3 separate regions of the Mus musculus genome follow, and all the other regions are linked to region 3. A link is a loop called in an ENCODE intact Hi-C map of the cell type or tissue named here. Cell type or tissue: heart. All regions are shown on one strand.

Region 1 (2,500 bases), 290 kb after region 3:
GGCAACGGCACATGTGGCTTCCCACATGTTTATGTGTGTTTTGGTACTGGGTATCAAACCTAGGGTCTCACTTATGTTAACACAAGCTTTACTACTGAGCTAAACCCAAGCCTAACTCTTTGTTTCTTACTAAGATTGTTGCTATTCTTCAGGACAGCATATTGCTATGTTGCCTAGGCCAGACAAGAACCCAGGATCCTCCTGCCTCAGCTTTTCTTGCTCTGCAGCTCTGGCAGGCCAGGGACTTGCTCTGCCACAGGCTGTCAGTTCACCTGCCTCTGTCTTCTGAGTACTTGAATCACAGGCTTGTATCACCACATGTGACTCTGTACTTTTGAGTAAAGATTTTATTTAACCTTTGTAGCCGAACACTGGAAAAATTCACAAAATGAAAATAAATACTTCTCTTCAGTCTTTTAAAAAGCCCCATCGTATATATTCACTGTACACAGTACTGTGTCGCATAAGGGCATTTTCATACTTTTTTTACATTAAGTATATTCTTTCCTTTACCTTGGCCTCATTTCTCCCCCTTACTAATCTCTTCTCTTCCCCTACACAGTTGCTGTTACTCTCATGTCATAAAAATAATTATCTTTATCCTTATCTATTTATGCTATTAGCAGATCAGATAATATAGATAAATGATTTTATAAATCTATACAAAACCTAGGAACCATGTGTAAGAGAAAACACATGGTATTTGCTTTTCTGGAACTGGCTTAATTCCGTATCTCCAGATATATCTATTTGTAAATATAAACCATTTTGCTACAAATAACTTAATTTTATTTTAATTTATCGTTTAAAAATACATTGCGTATATATGCCATATCTTCCTTAATTCACAACACTGTTGTTAGTCACCTTGTCGGGTTTTGTAACTTAGCTATTATAATTAATATGCCAAGTCTCTCTGTGATATGTTGACTGGGAGTCAGGAGTGGCTTTGCTGGGTCACATACTGACTATGTATAAAAGTAAGGTTTTTTTATTCATATTTTTTTTTTTTTTAAAAAAAAGGCATCCTACAGAACCATCGCGATTATATGGTTGTTTTATGGTAACAGACTAAAGGAGAGCTCATAAGTAGTCCTCCAGTAACAGGAACGGGACAGATGATAGTGATGGTCTTGCAAAGCTATGTAAAGGACATGCTCTTAACAAAGCTATGTCGTGTGAATCCCTTTAGTCTGGGAAGAGAATTCAATGTTAAAGTTCCCATTATAAGGCGAACTTACAAAGTGCACTTCTAAGAATACTTGTACATTGGAAGAACCCTCGATTTTGAATGGGGAAACATTTCACCAATCGGACTCAAACTCCTACACTACAATACAAGGGAAACAATCGGAAGTAAAAACACAGGCCGTTGTTTGGGCACATAAACACCAATTTGTACCCAGCTCCTAGCCCCGTGTACCAGCGCGATCAGACCCTTCTAGCTTTCCGTCGCTTCCTTTTTCCGTCTTGGCTCCGCCCTCCTCCGGCTTAGCGTTTCCGGCTCAGCCCGGAACTAGAGGCTTCCGCTGGGTTCGCTTTAGTTCTCCCGTCCGCTGGCTTCCCGGAGACTGTCACCGGGCGGGTGTCCGCGCGGCCCGGGTAGAGTCGGCTTCGTCCCCAAGCTCGCAGTCCCGGCCGCCGTCTTCGGGGGCGACATGGCCGGGGCCCGCTGCGGTCGTCCGAGCGTGAGGCCGCCCCTCGCAGCCCGCGCGCTCCAGTGGCCCCTGGGCCAGTGGGCCCCGGTGTCGTCCTAAGCAGCCCGGTCCGCGCCCCGCGGGCTCGGCGCTCACGGCCGCATGGCCTCCGAGGCGCCCTCGCCGCCTTCGCCTTCTCCGCCGCCGCCCGCCTCTCCGGAGCCGGAGCTGGCGCAGCTCAGGCGGAAGGTGGAGAAGTTGGAGCGCGAGCTGCGGAGCTGCCGGAGGCAGGTGCGGGAGGTGGAGAAGCTGCTGCAGCACACGGAGCGACTCTACCGCAACGCCGAGAGCGACAACCAGGAGCTCCGCACGCAGGTACGCGGCTGCCGGGGCCAGACCTGCTCCACGGACCCTGGGAAGTCATGACAGCCCAGAGCTGGTCAAAATCCCAAAGACCTGTGGAGCCAGTTGGCCAGTGCCAGCCAATTGGTTTGGGCAGTTGTCTCAGGGCAGGCGAGAATGAACTTCAGCATGGGCTACATGGTCTTGATCGTCTGTCCTACTGGCAATGGGCGCATTTATTTGGGGGGGGGGGTCACGTTTAAGAGTTTTTTGTTATTTGTTTTGTTTGGTTGAGTTTTTAATTCTTATTTTGGTTGATACGAAATCTCCATTTGGGGCCTTGAACTTGCTGTGTAACAGAGGATGACCTTGAAGTTCAACTTTTGATCCATGTCAACACTTCCCAAGTGCTGAGGTTGTGGGCTTGCATTTTTCTCCACCGCCCCCCCCCTTCGCCCCCCAAACACACACATTTGGGATTCAATTGAGAATCTACGCAGGTCAGCCTGGCTTAGGTCTTA
Region 2 (2,500 bases), 280 kb after region 3:
TATCCTATAGCATCCTTGTAAGTGCGTGGCCAAGACCAATGGATGCTGTGTGAACCAGAAAGTGATGTCTCTGACTTGCGTTTCCTTTATTTTCAGGCTGATTATATGTTTCTGAGGATTTTAGAGAAAAGCATTAGTGTAGGTGTTTGTGATGAGACTCACAGCTTCATAATGACAGTCTGATGCGCTGTTTTCCCTGAATGCGACCATGATCTAGGCTGAGTTGCAGGCTGGTGACCCCGTGGCACGGTAGCTTTTATGTGAGGTCACTGGGAAGACAATGAATCTAAAACATTATCAAATGGGGCCAGGACCGTGTAGCCTATAGAGCAGTGGTTCTCAATCTGTGGGTCGTGACTCCTTTGGCAAAGCTCCATCTCTAAAACCATTTACATTACAGTCTACAACAGTAGCAAGTTACAAATATGAAGTATCAACAACAACAACAACAAAAAATCTATGGCTGGGGTGGGGGGAATCCCTGTATAAAGGGTAGTCGCAGCATTAGGAAGGCGAGAAGCACTGTTCTAGAGTGTAGTAGCCCTAGTAAGAAAACCATGGAAATGACTTACTTGGCTCTCCTCCTAGCATTCATCCTCCTACCATGAATAAAGTTTCCTGAGACTGCAGGGTGGAAAGGAACTTGTGGCTCTCTGTTGAACACTGGCTTACAACAAGTTTATAGGACGTCAAGACAGTGTGGACTGGCTGTTATGACTGTTATGTCTGGCTCAGTTGGTCGATTCTTTCTACCATGTGGTATCTAACTCTGGCCGCCAGGGTAAGCAGCAGGCGGGCACCTTTACCTGGTGAAACAGCCTTCTTTGTCTTCACTCTTTTGTGGGGTGCATTTCAGAACAGGGCCCTTCTTAGCGTTCTCTAGCGCTTCCTACAGCTTTACCACTGATAATAAATACGGAAACCACGGACGTTCCTTTCCTTGACTGTGTCACTGCGGTCACACAGTCAAGAATTTCTTCAGACCCTTAAAAGCATTTTTTTTTTCCTTAAAGGTAATACTGGATTTCTGAAAGCAAACAGACTGCAGTGCTGGGGGAATGCGGCTCAGGCTCCCAGAAGCACTTATGTTTGAGAAGCCTGCCACCTGCTGGACACGTGAGGAAGTAGCATGGCGGAGAACAAAGTTCTCCAAATGCTCCTTGTTGAAAATCTAAGGCAAGCAATGCCTCAACTGTCACCCCAGCTTTGGGGAGCAAAATGAATAAGTAAGACTTTGTGAAACGATTTCCATGGCAGTCTCGTATATTTCTAATATAGACAGATTTTGTTAACTTAAAAATTCGTGTGTGGGGGTGGGGAGTCTCGAAGTGTCGCTCAGTTGTTAGGGTGTTTGCCCAGTATGCACGGAGCCCTGGGTTTGAACCCCAGTACTGCATAAACCTACACGGTAGAACATACCTTCAATTTCAGTACTCGTGAGGTCGATGCATGAAGAGTAGAAGTTCAAATGGAGTGGGGGCAGGGGATCGAAAGTTCAAAGACGTTCTTGGATCCTTGGTTACATAAGGTCTACTAAGGCCAGCCTGGGACATGTGACACCTAGACTCAAAAACAAAACAAAACAAAACAAAACAAAACAAAACAAAACAAAACAACAAAACACCAAAGCAAAAAGCTTTAAGGACCCGAAGAGACACTGGCAAAAGCAATAATAATGATAAATACAGTGTGCAGTGTCCTGCTGTGTGCAGAACTCTTGATCTCTACTTTTTTGCAACACTCAGTACCACCCCAGGCATATTTTGTGCACCAGAACCTTCATGCTACAGAGTGCATCAAAGGAGGGGAGGGCTCTGCGACCCTCTCCTCACCCTCCAATCACTCTCAGCCCTGGAGTCACAGAGATAGGTATCATCATGGATACCTTTATCCCCACCAACTGCACGGCTGATAAGACGAGAGATAGTAGCCAAGTAGTGGTATCTGGAGTGGATTAATTCTGGAAAATTTGAAACTGACTTGAAAGACATAGGGACACACTAGTGACTTGACTGTCGGTTATTTGGTTCAGGAGACCGGGTGGAGCTTGGGATAAGGACAAAAAGAACACTCTGAATTTCATTAAAGCCAGAAACTTACAGCCTCGGGATGTGGAGAGCAAGTACCTCTCCTACGTTTGACACATATGAGTCATTTGAAATCAGTTTCTGTCTGAATTAGCTAGGTGCCTGGCACTGGACCAACAGAGTTTCCATGGAAAGGATGACAAAAGTTTTGCTGAGGTCATTTTTGATACACGATTGACCTGCTGATTGTGTCCCGTATTGTGTTCGGCTCTGGAGAGACAATTATAAAATAGGTCTCTGCTCCTCACGGTGTCTCCGTATGGAGTGAGACACTCGCGGTTAATATGTGAGATAACTTTAGAGAGTCGTGGAGCAAGAGGCCGTTCCCGTATGGGAACATTAGAGTCACTTCTAGACATTTCACACAAGGAGAGTGGGTTAAATCCATACTATGGGGAAGAGAGGGGATGGGA
Region 3 (2,500 bases):
TTTTTAATTGGGCTGGCTTACAGTTTCAGAGGTCCAGTCCATTTCATCATGGCAGAAAGCATGGCAGCATGCAGGCAGACGTGGTGCTGGAGGAGCCGAGAGTTCTACATCTTGATCCACTGGCAACAGAAAAATGTGTTCCACACTGGGCAGGGCTTGAGTATATGAGACCTCATTGCCCACTCCCACAGTGACACACTTCCTCCAGCAAGACTACACTGACTCCAAGAAGGCCACACCTCCTAATAGTGCCATTCCCTATGGGCCAAGCATTCAAACACTTGAGGTCTATGGGGGCCATCCTATTCAAACCCAAGGAGGTTGTGGGGGGGAGAGGCAGAGACAGAGACAGAATGTGTGTGTGTGTGTGTGTGTGTGTGTGTGTGTGTGTGTGTGTGTGTGTGTGTGTGTGTGTAGGAAAATGATAAAGTGTACCAAGGTAAAAATAACGATGTCATAAAATTCTTCACAGGATGTAATCTCACACAGAAAAAAGCTGAATAAGAAAAAAGGTGGTGAAATAGAAATACTGAATAACACTGACAACAAGGGAATTAAAAGCTTGAGTAAGGAGAGACGGAAAACACTGGAGACCTACCAGCAACTGTTCTACCTCCTCCAGGTGAGCGAGCTTCTCCTCCACTCTGGCTTGTGGATAAACAACAAGCTTCCCACTATGGATCCTCGCCCATGCTCCAGCCAACAGCTTAGTTACATGCTCTATGTGAACATCATAATAACAGCTTTGTATAACATTTATAATAATAGCTTAGGAAATGCTTTACTAAGTACTAACCGTTAACGTTAGGTGCTTTATGTAGAGTAACTCATTGAATTCTTGACCTAGCCCTGAGCATCAGGATAAGGAATGGCATTCTTCCCATACTGCAGATGAAAAACCTCAGACCCAACCAATAAACAGTAGGCAGCATGCAGGCAGTTAGCCTTCAGGCTCGCTCCCTTCACAACTGCACTGTACCTCAGTGATGTGCAGAAGCAACGTGAAGTTCATCATGATGACCTCAGCATGCCATTAAAGGTTTCATGTCAACCGATGACAAAACTAGTCACTAGAAAAGCAAATCTGTGCCAGGGACAGACCTCCTCCTTTGGGAGCCAGAGCCAGAGAGGTGGGACTATTTTGACGTCATTATTTTCATGGCATTATTTTCTGAGCCGAATGAGTCATAATTTGACATGGCATCCAGGGTACCGGATTATGGTTGGACTTTGATGGGCTGGCTATTGGTTTGTTCCCTGTTGACAATCTGATTACACACTGAGGGACCTGGGCAAGTACAAGCCATTAGCAGCAGACTCCACACCAGCAGGAAAACCACCCACCCTCAAAGAGGTGGGCCAGTAGTAGTTCATTGTGTGGCTCCAGGCCTGCAGGTGCCTGAACCTTTGTTGTTCCCTGGATCGGATACTTAGAAGAACTCACTGCATGCAAGAGCCCCACGGAAAGTACTAAATAACAGATTGGAGAATGACTTCAAATGGATATATGTGCCTCTGATGGCCACTATGTGGCAGCATAGGAGGAAAAATATCCGTGCTTTTACCTTTGCCTGTGCAATTCACTCCTGACCTGCAACCTTTCCCTAAAGGAAGAGCCCCTCCCCACTCCCCGCTCCCTGCTCCCCGCCCCCTGCCCCCCCCCCGCCCCCACCGCCACCTCCACTGTGGCCACCTTAAGCAGAGATGCTTTGCTTATCCAATTTAGAGTAGTGGTCAAGCCGTGGCTGAGTGTTTAAGTCGGAGGAACTCCTCAGCTGCTTGTAGTCCAGGCCTTTACCTCTCCTTGAGTCCAAGGCCAGTGATGAAATGGTAGGAAAGAAAATGGCCTGGATTCCTGTCGCCCTATGATCACACGTTAGTCGGGACTCTTCTCCACAGCTGTCCAGCCAGGAGAGGACGTGCTTAGGTCTGTGTCTCTAGCACGAGCTACACGGGGAAATAAATTCTTTTAAAACCATGATACCTACATTTAGTTATCAGTAGAAAAGAGGCTAGCAGTCTAGGAAAACATTGTCCTGGGCTGGAGAGATGGCTCAGTGGCCAAGAGCACTGCAGATGACCCAGGTTTGGCTCCCAGCATCCACTTGAGTTGGCGTCTGTAATTCTAGTTCTGGGGTATGTGTAACTCCAGTTCTGGGGTATCTGACACCCTCTCGTGGTCTCCAACACCTGCACATAAAGTGCACATGCAGGCAAGCAGACGCACACATTTAAAAAAAAAGTTTTTAAATTAAAAAGAAAATAGAGTCCAGGGTATTTTATGCACAGAACTTTATCCCAACACTCTGATCTCAAAACTAGAGTAGCAACAGAAACCAGGATCTGGTTTTTCTTGGAAACCTTCAGGCCACGCAGCTAGGGCATCCTGAGTGAGTCTTAGCTGCCAAGCATACTAACATTGACCATTGTCTTTTCTCACGAGCAGTGAGAAGAAGAGTGGCCCATCTTTCTGTGTGAATTCCTCTCTCTCTGTATACAC

What was found. Peaks named below come from ENCODE experiments on the same cell type or tissue, not always from the same donor. Only the 100,000 strongest peaks of a DNase experiment are listed, where the experiment ranks them.
Region 1: it touches region 3 in a loop (2.5-fold over the local background); 2 of 42 quality-filtered maps call a loop at or near these places.
Region 2: it touches region 3 in a loop (2.5-fold over the local background); 4 of 42 quality-filtered maps call a loop at or near these places.

Annotation. Positions count from the first base shown.
Region 1 is chr13:95,374,358-95,376,857 of GRCm38, reverse strand. Aggf1 (angiogenic factor with G patch and FHA domains 1) reads left to right here and starts at 1,501. Exons shown (of 14, transcript NM_025630.3): 1 at 1,501-2,012. The coding sequence starts at 1,800. In heart, no CTCF peak of the experiment used is centred here; a DNase peak (open chromatin) is centred at 1,497; H3K4me3 peaks cover 1,704 bases; H3K27ac peaks cover 1,487 bases.
Region 2 is chr13:95,388,966-95,391,465 of GRCm38, reverse strand. No RefSeq gene overlaps it. Among named protein-coding and RNA genes, the nearest start is that of Aggf1, 15 kb to the right of the region's middle. In heart, a CTCF peak has its summit at 1,112 (motif pointing left); no DNase peak of the experiment used is centred here; H3K27me3 peaks cover 327 bases.
Region 3 is chr13:95,666,490-95,668,989 of GRCm38, reverse strand. Iqgap2 (IQ motif containing GTPase activating protein 2) reads left to right here. Exons shown (of 36, transcript NM_027711.1): 22 at 473-622. Among named protein-coding and RNA genes, the nearest start is that of Gm33074, 4.4 kb to the left of the region's middle. In heart, a CTCF peak has its summit at 1,505; no DNase peak of the experiment used is centred here; H3K27ac peaks cover 608 bases.